Regions from separate parts of the Homo sapiens genome. Here regions 2 and 3 are each linked to region 1. Evidence: read pairs that join two places in POLR2A ChIA-PET (ENCODE). Cell type or tissue: IMR-90. All regions are shown on one strand.

What was found. Peaks named below come from ENCODE experiments on the same cell type or tissue, not always from the same donor. Only the 100,000 strongest peaks of a DNase experiment are listed, where the experiment ranks them.
Region 2: POLR2A ChIA-PET joins it to region 1 with 8 read pairs; 3 of 35 experiments call an interaction of 5 or more read pairs at or near these places.
Region 3: POLR2A ChIA-PET joins it to region 1 with 7 read pairs; 1 of 35 experiments calls an interaction of 5 or more read pairs at or near these places.

Annotation. Positions count from the first base shown.
Region 1 is chr5:126,963,013-126,967,012 of GRCh38, reverse strand. All of the region lies in intron 1 of MARCHF3 (membrane associated ring-CH-type finger 3), which reads left to right. Among named protein-coding and RNA genes, the nearest start is that of MARCHF3, 66 kb to the left of the region's middle. In IMR-90, no CTCF peak of the experiment used is centred here; a DNase peak (open chromatin) is centred at 1,872.
Region 2 is chr5:126,916,535-126,920,534 of GRCh38, reverse strand. It overlaps MARCHF3 (membrane associated ring-CH-type finger 3), which reads left to right. Exons shown (of 5, transcript NM_178450.5): 2 at 2,308-2,551. The coding sequence starts at 2,364. Among named protein-coding and RNA genes, the nearest start is that of MARCHF3, 110 kb to the left of the region's middle. In IMR-90, no CTCF peak of the experiment used is centred here; a DNase peak (open chromatin) is centred at 2,084.
Region 3 is chr5:126,470,319-126,474,318 of GRCh38, reverse strand. GRAMD2B (GRAM domain containing 2B) reads right to left here. Exons shown (of 14, transcript NM_023927.4): 4 at 2,015-2,081; 5 at 951-1,054. Among named protein-coding and RNA genes, the nearest start is that of GRAMD2B, 49 kb to the right of the region's middle. In IMR-90, no CTCF peak of the experiment used is centred here; a DNase peak (open chromatin) is centred at 1,928; H3K27ac peaks cover 1,474 bases.

The DNA.
Region 1 (4,000 bases):
AATCACCTGTTCCCCAAAAACATATGAAAATAAAAAATTCTTTAAAAAAAGGAAAATAGGTAATAGCAAAAAAAAAAAAAAAAAAAAAAAAAAAAAAAAAAAAAAAAGGCTCTCACAGCCCAACAAGAGAGAAACAGAAAAGAAGCAAATACAAGAATTTAAAGAGCTCAGTATTCTAAGGCCACTGTTAGCATAAAAGCAAACAGCCTCTGTGCCGTAATAAACTTTGAAATCATCACTGTATTACAGAATAGCACAACTTTTGATATTCCTAATGATGACCTGGAGGCATTCAGAGAGGATTAAATATGTTCAGTAAATGGTATTTAAGGTATATGGAAGTAAATATTTATTTTAGAAGATAGCATTTTAAGAATGCTCCTTTCTTAAAACCTCAAATATCTAGGAAATCTGATTCACCCAAAAGATGGTTTAAAAATCCTTAATAGCTTTATTTTAAAGTCTTCTAATTTTTCCACTTGACATTTATAAACAAAATTCTACCTTGCAACTAAGGAAAAATAACAGGATATAAACATCCTTTCTGAAACAAGCATTGGATACAGAAAACTCTTGGGGGATGGAGGGAACTGAGATGGATGAGATTGTTTTTGTTTCTTAATGTATACTGCCTTCTAATCTTATATTTTTTAAAAAATCAACTTTATTGAGATATAATTTACATATAATAAAAATTTTTAAGGCTATAAGTTGAATGCTTTTGACAAATGTATACACCTGCGTAACCATCATCCCAATAAATATATAAAACATTTCCACCTCCCCAGAATTCTGTGCCCCTTTGCAGTCAGTCCCCCACCCAACACCCACTTTGCCTCCAGGAAACCACTGATGTGATTTCTGTCACTATTGATTAATTTTGCCTCTAGACTTTCATATAAGCAGACTCATGCTGTAAACATTCTTGTGTCCAGCTTCTTTATGTCAGCATGATATCTATGAGATGCATCCATGTTGGTGCATGTTGTTAGTAGTTCATTCCATTTTATTACTGAGTAGTAATTCATTACATCAATATACCACAAATTATTTATCCATTCACCTGTTGTTTCTGTTTGCATGAATAAAAATGCGAAAGTCTTTCTTATGCACATAAGCTTTTATTTCCCTTCAGCAAATACCAGTATTGGGTCATATGTTAAATATATGTTTAACTTTTTAAGAGACTGCCAAACTCCTTTCCCAGACAGTTGCACCATTTTATACTTCCACTAGCACAACAGTACCACTTAAAATCCATGACCTTGACTTACAAATTGGTAGAGAGAAAATCCTCTCTTTCTCTCTCTCAGTGGTTTCTATCTCTCACTGACTCACTATTTTGTGTGCTGCTTTAGGCACTTCACCTTGTACTTAGGTAAACCTTCTCCCATATGTTTCCAAACTCATTTTAAGGTTCAATCAGCATTAATATTAATATGCTATTAATAGAGCAACTAAAGTTTTAAGCCTAAAAAATTTTCCCCCAAATACTAATAGCTAAAAACTGTCTCTAAAGCAGCATTTATTTATGTTTCTAATGAGTAGGCAATGAATGTGATTGAGTCCTTGACCATTCAACATCTTGGCAGTTTTTGTGGTTTACTCTTTTGAATGTCAACTTTCTGTGGAAGTCAGTGCCACCGTTCATGAAAGAGGAACAATACAGTTCAGTGATGAAGAGCTCTAGCTTAAAGAAGTGGTCAGACCAGTGTGAGAACCTTGGCTTCTTTCCATGGGCCCATTCTTTACTTTAATAGAGCATTGGTTTCTTCATCTGTAATCTGGGGAGTAGGGGTCATTATTATCCATGTCTCATATGATTGTTATGAAGACGATGATCTCATTTATGTAAAGCCTTTGGCAATGTTCCTGGTCCATATTTATTGCTCAAGAAATGGAAGCCTTAAGAGAGGAGTCATCATTAGAAACACATTCTAGAACACAAGTGTTCTAGGATGTAAATTCCCTCTTTTTTTTTTTTTTTTTTTACTAAGAACATGTTTCTTCTCTCCTTTCAGAAGTCAAGAAGGCTCCCATTTCATTAGCTTCTAATAAGCCCTATCTTTCTCAAAGTTATTCCCTCCTCCCTACCTACAGGGCTGGCTATTAGGAGGGAGGAATGTGATTCTTCTCTCACCAGGGTCTAGTCTTGCTCACTTGCCCAGATGCCTGTTCCCAAAACTGGCTCACCATGTTGTTGTCTGCTTCAGCTGGTTCAGCTGGTCTCACACTGAAACATCCTACTTCTTTTCAGAACTTGGCGTTGACCTCCCATATGCTCAGAAGACTTACCAGACCTCTGGGTTGAGAGATTAAGATGTATCTGCAATGTGGACCCCAGCCTAGGCTGTGAAATTTCCCTGACCTCTTTTCTCTTGAAAAACAACCATAGTAGGACAACAAGAAAAAAACTCACTGGACTCATATCTTAAAATTTCAGAATATCATTTTTAATTTACCAAAGGCATGTACCATAAGAAAGGGAAATTGCCGAGGCTTAGGCCTTCCATTTAAAGACCATTTTGTAAATTTGCACTTGCTCTTAGGGCCTTTATGGAGTTGCTAGTATTATATCTTCCCAAGTACTGAATCTGGAGAAATTGAAGTCTGTCAGGAGGTGAAAGAATCATACCAATAAATAAGCTAATTAAGAAATGTAATGTGTTTATGTATATCCAGCAAGTAGAGCAACCAGGGAAACTCAGGATGAACCAGCCTTGTGACATCAGACTACTCATTTGAACATCCTATTGAGGCAAATTTTGTTATCCTCACCTTTGTGTGTGCTGTGTTTTTTGATCTGTGGATTTAGTTCCACCTTCAGGCCAAGGATAGATGAGGCATAGCCAGGAGGGGGAAGAGAAAAAGAATGCAGAGGTTATGGTCTGGCAGTGTTAGGGTGAAGTAAAGCTAACCTTAGCTCAAGATCTTTCTGACTTTGTCAAATACCCTACAAAGTATCAACTGAAGATAGGCTGTCACCTCTGACCACATGATCCAAGCAAGCAGCTAGCTCACTCAGTCCCCTTAACCAGAACTAGTGAATGTATGAGACAAATACGGCCCATGGTAGGAGCGTTTATGACTCTCTCAGCCCCTGATGCTTCCCCTTAGGTGGGTTCTCTGTTACATGGAGACTAAGAAAGAATGACAGAGATTTCAGTGAATTATGTGAATAGACTTTAAGAGTTTAACGTCAGTACTCTTGATATTGTGACATCCTAATCTTTTTGTTTGTTTTCCTGACAGAAGAGTGTATACCAATTAAAGAAGAGTCAAAATCCTCTACTTGCTCTTTTTCAGCTGCTTAAAAACCCACCAGATTTTTTCTTAATTTACCAATTATAAAGCTAAATTTAAATTTTTGTCAGCTTCTATTTCTAAAAAATGCTTAGTATCTTAGATCCAATTAATCTTGTCTTAGCTCAAAGTATAAATAAATCTCTGTAGCAAATATCTCTTACGTCATGCAGAAGATGTGAGTGCTTGGTTTTTTGTTTTTTAAATTTTCTTCTTAAATGTAGCATTTTTTAATAACACTAACGTTTTAATGATTTTTTTCTCCTTGAAAATGTTGACTGTTTAAGATTGGTCAAATCTTCTATTTTGGTTTAAATGGGTATTACCATTAATATTGTCTGAATTTTTCCTACAAAAATAACAAACATGATGTATAATTACTCTAGTTTATCTTTTAAAGAAGAATTGTATTATTTTAGGGTCTGTTCTTATAATTCATCAAAAATATTTTTGTAACAATTCATAAAAATGGCTTATCTTCCAAGGAGACAAACTATAAGACTGGTCATTCTTTGCTCACTTGTTTCATAAGCTAAATAAAGAGGGTTAGAAAATAATAGAAAAACTCTATTGAGTGGCTACTCAGTGCTGCATACTAGGCTAAACATTACATACATTATCTGGTAAGGCTTACAACATGCTATAAGCAGTGATAGGTGTTGTTATCATCTTAATTTTGTATATAAGGAAAATAAAG
Region 2 (4,000 bases), 46 kb after region 1:
GAGTGCATCTAGACATAATGATTCCATGCGGCAAGAAGGTCACTGTGTCTGCTTTTCCTGCCAATACACCCCTGGCTCTTAATCTATGGCTGCCTTGTGAAGCAAGAGAGCTGTGCCAGGAAGTTACACTTTGTGACTGTGAAGCATTATGAGAATTTAAAATCATGTCAATGGAGTTTTGTAAGGGCAGGCCAGAGGAGAGTAGTTATGCACAGTTTTAGAAGAGGACGGTCTTTTAACATCTCTTTGTTTTTCGGTCTGAAAGCTACCATAACTCAGTTTTTAAAAACAAAACAAAACAACTGTCTGGCCCCAGTCACAAATCAACTGCACCCTGCCAACCCTTTCAAAAAAATAAAAAGAAGATATCTACCCAAAAAATTTACTGGGGTTTTCTGAATGGTGGGATTATGAGTGAGTTTTATTGTGTTCTTTGTGCTCTTCCATAGTTTTTATAACATACCGTATACTAATTGCTTTGTAATTTTTTAAAAAAAGCAAAAAATCCTATTTAACCTAGTCAGTTAGTTGACCTATACCAACTAACTGACTGTGCTGAATGTTCAGTATTGCTGGTCTTGAAAATGGCATGAGTGGGGCAGCCTCTGCCTGTGCCCCCACATCAGGTCTCAGACAAGGACTGGAGTCCACAGCCGTCTCCCCACTGTGGGTTCAGAAGGGCTGCTGGGCAAAGGCAGACGCAGACCCTGAGAGGACGCCAGGCAGCCAATGAGGGTGGGAAAGGGAGGCTGCTGGTGCAAAGCCAGCCAGACACCTCAGCAGCAAGGAAGGGATGACAATCACGTCCGATGATTGTTTTGGACAGTCAAGCCTGCTTGACATGTGCGTGTCGGGAGGGAAACTGTCAGTTTCATCAGGAAACACTGCATTCTTGCCTGAGAACATCCAGTTGATGCACATTGTTCTGGAAGTTGGGAAGATCCTGTTTTCCAGAACCATGGGGATCAAGGAAAATGTAAGAAGTAGAGACAAATATCTGGGAGAAAACAACCCCTTGCAGAATTCCAGGAATCCTCTTGGGGTTTTGGGTTGTGCAAATAACAAGATATTTCATTTATTTAAGTCTGAGCCTTGACCACCTAAATGGGTTCTTGATGTGAGCTCAGTCTGTCAACTAATCCTGCTGCTGTCTACTGAGCCCAGGCCATGTCGAGCTCGGGAGCTTGAGGTGAGCAGGCTAGCACTCCTAGCCATGAAACTGTGTCATCTCACCTTTGGACAGAATTCTTCCTTCAAGTTTCTGTAAAAACCTCTATTTCTTATGTGTCACATGCTGACCTATTATTGAATCCAGTGGAGTTCCTCACTCCAGTGGGTCTGAGTGCTTTGAACTTGAGGTCATGACCCAAGCCTGCACCACACAGATTGGGAGCAGAATTCCTCACGGTTTATATGATAAACCATGTGCCTAGGAGGTAAGGCCCTTATTTGTAATGGATTATGTTTAATTGGTGATAGAGATCTCATTCATTATTTTCTCACGTTCTCCTATGTGTTTCCCTATGATGATGCATATACATCTGCATTTTAGGTAGTACACAAACAAGACATCATGCTAACGTATTTATTGTCACGTTCATTAGAAAATAAAAGCTCATTAAACTCATTTCATGAATAACTTGAAGACAAAGCTAAAATAGGTTCCATTTTTAAAGGAAGTTAATTTCAAGATGTATTGAGTAGAAAATTTTATTATGCAACAGATATGGCAAAAGTCGAAAGGTGGTACAGTCATTGAGTGATTCATGTTTGGCAAATATTGTCCTAGAACATACTATTAATACTTGGCCAAATTCATTTTTATTTTCCTTCCTTCTTTCTCTCTCCTTTTAATCTTAGTATCTCAGAATGAAGCTGCATGTAGAATAAATTGCTTACCAGAAAAAATAGTTCTGAATGTTTTTAATAATGATTTTAGTAACTTTTAGAGAGTGTCAACAAAAACTTATTGCTTCTCTAGCACAGAGCAGGGAACTGCTTATCTTCTCTTCAGATCTGGGCCTCAGAGTCATCATTCTGTCCCCTCGTGGAAAGCAGGGCTGCTAAATGTTTATATACACGGACATGCTTGCTGTCTTATTCATACCATATCTGCTGTTTCTTGTGGGCTCTGTGTGTGTGTGTGTGTGTGCACTTGTATTAAACAGTAACAAGATAATGTGCCACATCTAGGCTACCCCTGTTATTTGTATTAAATAATGACATGATGATGATGTTGGTGGCCCATAATTCTCCATTTTCTATTAGCCACCCTGCCCAAGTAAACTGTTTTCTGATCTCTCTTAGATGGAAATCCTGTATGAATGTGGAAGCCATTAGCAGAGTAATTGCTGTCTGTTACCATGACAACCAGCCGCTGCAGTCACCTGCCCGAAGTCCTGCCAGACTGCACCAGCTCAGCTGCACCCGTGGTGAAGACGGTGGAGGATTGTGGCAGCCTAGTGAATGGGCAGCCGCAGTATGTCATGCAAGTTTCAGCCAAGGACGGGCAGCTGCTGTCAACAGTAGTGCGGACTCTTGCCACCCAGAGGTAGTACCACAATTAAAATAAATGAATCTGTAATTGATCCAGAGAACTCTTTGTCAGATGGAAAATGCTAATGGGAATGTAATTAGTGCTCAGGTCTTTGTGTCAGGTGAGAGGAGGTGCTGGAAAAAAAAAAAAAAGACTACACGAGTTCTGTTATTGCCGTTTCTATAGCAATAGGATATAAAGCTAAAATTCACCTTATCAAGATTTCCCCTCAAATCATATTTACAAAGAGCCAGGAGGGGAAGGAACCCACAAGATACGGGGTTGTTATTTTGACATTGTTATGCTCTCTTGTTGTCTCCAGTAGGTAACAAAGGTGGTCCTATTGGAACAGGATTAAGAAGGTATCTGATTTCAGGCGACTGAGTCAAAGTGATTGGATTTGTGGGCAAAACTTTTGAAGTGACATTCTTGGTGTGCATGTGGACTGGCATTGCCTGATGGAAGCGCTGTCCAGGGCTACTTTCTGGGTGGGTGTCTTCTTATCACTTGGAGGTCTCTTCTGCTGTCCTCTCCTTCAGCCTCAATGGTCCCCCATCCCTGACCCTTCACGCACACTCTACCCTATGAAGTGCTATTGTGAAAACCTCCTGAGCCTTCCCAAGTGGTGAACTAAAGCCCGAGTGCAGGCTCTGAGCAGCTTGGAGACCACTTATCCTGACCAGCACTTTGTCTCCTCTTGTGCTCTTGTTGGATAGGGAGCTATGGGCTGCCAGGCTAATAGGAACTCCTTGGCTTCTCCAGCTTTTTCTCAGAATGGTTAAGTGGGACTTCTAACCTATGCATTTAAAAGGTGGATCAACATTGGATTTGCCCCCTAGTGTCAGTGCTGACACTTCTGACCTCTAACATAGGACCAGTCATTCACACCTTATTCTCTTACCTCTGTCTGAGTGATCAGTCAACCCCTCTGGTGCAGTGGCATCCCACCCTGGGCATGGTGGCCCTCAGACACTGAATCACACTCCCATGCTGTTGTAAACACTGCTCATATGCCCTCCATTTAAAATCTGTGCTGCTAGTGCAAAGGAAAAAATAGAAAAACCTTTAATATGTAATTTCTGACTCTTGGAGAACTTTTAACAATTGGTTAGGACTCAGAACAGGATGAGGCAGTGACTATCTTCGGTCCTCTGCGAACTGAGACTGGGTGACTGATGTGCCCCACTCACCCTTGCAGGCATCAAACAGCTCACTTGACCAGGAAGAGCAGGCTATGGTTGATGTGGTTGAGACCTGTGAGCCTCTGTGTGTGTGTGTGTGTGTGTGTGTGTGTGTGTGTGTGTGTCTGTCTGTCTGTCTGTCAGGTATTTTTACCTGCTTTCCCACCATGCGGTACTGTAAACCAGGTTTCAGAGTTTTACAGGCTCAGTGTAAATGAAGGAGGCCCAGAATCATGAGTTAAAAAAAAACTTGTCAGCTTTCTTTTCCCACTCGTGGGCACAA
Region 3 (4,000 bases), 490 kb after region 1:
ATTGCCAGTGGTTTTAGAGAGAATATTTAAATAAGGCACATCTACTACTCAAAAAGAAGTTTTAATCAGCGACTTCATGAGTATGAAAGTTGCTTCTTCATAATCATGAATCAGAATGACTGAAAACTCACTAAGGTCATGCAAACCCAAGAAGGTGTTTCTCTGGTGTTATTCTGGAGGCCTGAATGAACTGTGATGTGACATCATAGCTCAAAGGTAAAAAAATGTCAGTGGGATAGAATTATCTTTTCTTTGATAGGCCATAGTCCCACGGTCCCCAGTTTAGAGGGCAGTGCCAATTCCTTTAGGCTGTTCTCCTTAATGCCTCAGGATGTCATGTGTCTCTGCTCCCCCAAATCTATATTTAATAATAATGAAAAGATGTAATATCAGAGTACACTTGGGATTGAGGATGTCTGACTTACCCAGGCTAGGCCTTAACTGCTCCACCTCCTGCTCATTTTGTGCTGGTGAGGGTACAAAGGGAGTGCTAATAAGTAGCTTATTTATAGGCCTGCTGTCCTACGCATCACTGGTAACTGGTATAAATATGGTATAAAAATTGATGTTTCTTAAAAGAAATGATTTTGGTTTAAATGTATGTCTTTGAAAATCATGGCACACCCTCCATATAAACAACTTTGAGTGCTCTCTGGTGACATCTGAGTAAAAAGGATTTAGGGTATGGTTATGGGTGAGGTACATGTGTATATATGAGGTATATGTGTATAAACAAATGAGTGAGAAAATAATGTTTAGGGAAAAAGGGAAGTTAGTGTCTTCTGGAGGCATTTAGAATGCATAGTATTTGGAATTACAACAAAAGAAACTTGACATAAAAGAATAACCATGATACAAATATCTACAAATATAGCTAAATTTAAGATGATTAATATTTACCATATATAATAAAGTATAGGGTTAGCATTTTTTTTTTTAATTATACCAACCTTTGTGTCTTTTCCAAAGACTTTGGAATGAAAACAAATCCAGTTTTCTGATACAAAGAGCTTTCCTTGGTATAGTATTTCTTTCTGTAGAGCACAGGTAAAGCCTGGGAAAATATACACAGGCACAGCATCATTTAGAATTTCCACTTAAAATAAAAACCGTGTATATATTTTGGTGACTCAAGGATGGGCAGAGATAATACATTCACACTCAAAAGTTTTATTACCTCTTCTTCTGTCATCTTTATGGAAAGAAAGCTGTGGCAACCAGTTTGCTTTTAAGTTCAAAGTCTTACCAACTTCAGTATAAATATCAGAATGAAAAGGCAAATCTACCATTGTACCTGAGAGACCAAGAATGGGGTCTTACAAGTCTCCTCTATTTAGCCTGGTGTGTCACCATGTGCTGATATTAGTACACCTGTTCCCCTTTTCCCCAGTATTTTCAGGAATGACTGTTTTCAAAATACATGGCCTCACTAGGGGAAGAGCACATAACCCACACCTCCTGTTTGAAGGTCATGGCAGGAACCCAGCATCTTGCCTCAACTTTTGCACATCAAGAGAGGCTAGAATGGAACTTTGGGCCCCTTGATGAACCACTGCAGAGTCTAGTAGGCGTGCTTAACTAGCATGCTGGGCAAGATATTTAGGTGACTATCTTACCCTTCATAGTGGCATCAGCACATGTCTGTCCATGTCTAAGGATGTGAGTTTTCTTTTAGCCTTCTTCTAGTGGCCTCTCTTGCCCCAGGCTTGTTATCCTAAATCTTAAAGCAATGTAACCATGTGCATTTCAGCAATAAATAAAGAAGGGAAGGGCATCACGGAACCATCTTGGGTGACTCCATACCCCATGGAGAACTGTTTCTTTTTCTCCTCTGTGATCTTTTCACGCTGCCTGGTGAAAGCTGACTGAAGCTGGTGTTATTGTTATGTTATTACTTTCAGAAACCTGATCCCCTTGGTGACTCAGTCCATGGACTATGCCCTTTTTCTTCCCCAAAACTAATGATCAACTTTTCAAATATGTAGCTTAAAAAGTCAAACAGGTCAGAACTTACTTTGCTTCAGTGGTTCCTCCGTTGGGACACTAAGAAACAACTTGTGAAAGTGCATATTGGCCTTGTACTACAATGAGAACAAAATACAAGCATCACCATTCTCACTTTCTTGTGAAACATCACAAATTCAACTTCAACAACAAATTTTCCCTCCCTTAATAGTATCTTTAGGAATTCCTTCTCACTGATCTTACAGTCTCTGACACAAGCCTTCAGTAAAACACAGTGAAAGTCTGGGCACACAGTTTCATTTTCTAACAAGTTTAATGCTTTGCTGGTTGGATATAATGATGCAGCTGCTGGTCAGCCTACTGCCGAGGTAACAGGGCTGGACAAGGATGTCCCTGATGAGAAATGGGATGAAATTCTAAGGAATCTCATTAGGGAAGATACTGGATCCCAGGTACTAAAGGTACCAGTGAGTACTCTCAGAAGAGTACAGTGGTTCAAAGCTTTGTAGTCAGGTAAACCTGAGTTGAAGTCTTGGCTGTAGTGGCTCTAGCTCTTGTTGTGTGACCATGGCTTAGTCACTTAATCTCCCTGGGCCTTGGTTTCCTCTTCTGTACCAGAGGGCAAAAACAGTGCCAGCCTCAAGGGATGCCATGAGGCTTAAATGGGATAATACATGTAAAGGACCTATAGTCTAAGGCAACATATGGCCACTCTTCCTACTGTATTATTGTGAAGGCATTTCCTTAGCCAGTGACAGGAGTAGGATGCAGTAGTAGGCTACTGACAAGACAAGTAGGATTTCATACAAAGACTTCACTCTCCAGGGCAGCAGAAGGCCCAAGACCATGAAAGCTGTAAATCACTTCATCCTCAAGGGATCTGTTTTCACAACTGTGACAATAACAATGGATAGCCAGCAATTTACAGCTTGTAAAACACTTTCACCTGCATCATATAGCTATTAAGAGTAGAACTGTTAGCTGGATGTGGTGGCATGTGCCTGTAGTCCTAGCTACTCGGGAGGCTGAGGCAGGAGGATCTCTTGAGCCCAGGAGTTCAAGCCTGAAGCGAACTATGGGGTAGAACTCGATCCTCCCTCCACAGGATCAATCTGCCTCACGGGATGCTTCTGAAGAAAAATTCTTATAAGGAGAATGGGTAGGAGGCCCTGGATGGCTTTATTATCCAAACCAAGAGTGGTCTCAATGGCAAAACTGGCCCTGTTTTGCCATAAAGAACTACAGACCAGGTCATCAAGATGATAGATGGTCCCTGCAAGTCAACTATTTTACAGATAAACTCCTTATAGAAAGATACCTTGATTAAAGCTAGGTGTTCTATGGCTTCACTGAGCTTTTGTTTTCAATGGCTACAGTGAGCAGTGGTTGCACGCTTGATTTAAAATATGCTAGGCCATAAACGCTTCAAAAATGTCAACGTAATAAATGGCAAAAAAGGTAGTGGGGCTGCTTTCAATTAAAAGGGACATAGCAGGCTGAGTGCGGTGGCTCATGCTCGTAATCACAGCATTTTTGGGATGCAGAGGTGGGTGGATCGCCTGAGGCCAGGAGTTTGAGATGAGCCTGGCTAACACGGCAACACCCTGTCTGTATTAAAAATACAAAAATTAGCTGGGTGTGGTGGTGCACATCTGTAATCCCAGCTACTCAGATGGTTGAGTCATGAGACTCACTTAAACCCGGGAGGTGGAGGTTGCAGTGAGCCAAGATTGTGGCACTGCACTCCAGCCTGGGCAACAGAGCAAGACTCTGCCTTGAAAAAAAAGAGAAAAGACATAGCAATTACATGCAGTATGTGACTCTTGATTGGATCCTGAAGAGGAAAAAAACACCTTTATAAAGGATATTTATTACTGGGACTACTATGGAAATTCAAAAGTGAATTTTGTATTAATAATATTTTAATACATTTCATATTTAAATTTCTTGGGTGTGCCGATGGTTTTTGGTTTAGCTCTTAGGAAACACATATTCAAGTATTTAGAGGGGTGAAGAATTAAGAAAAACCCCAAAC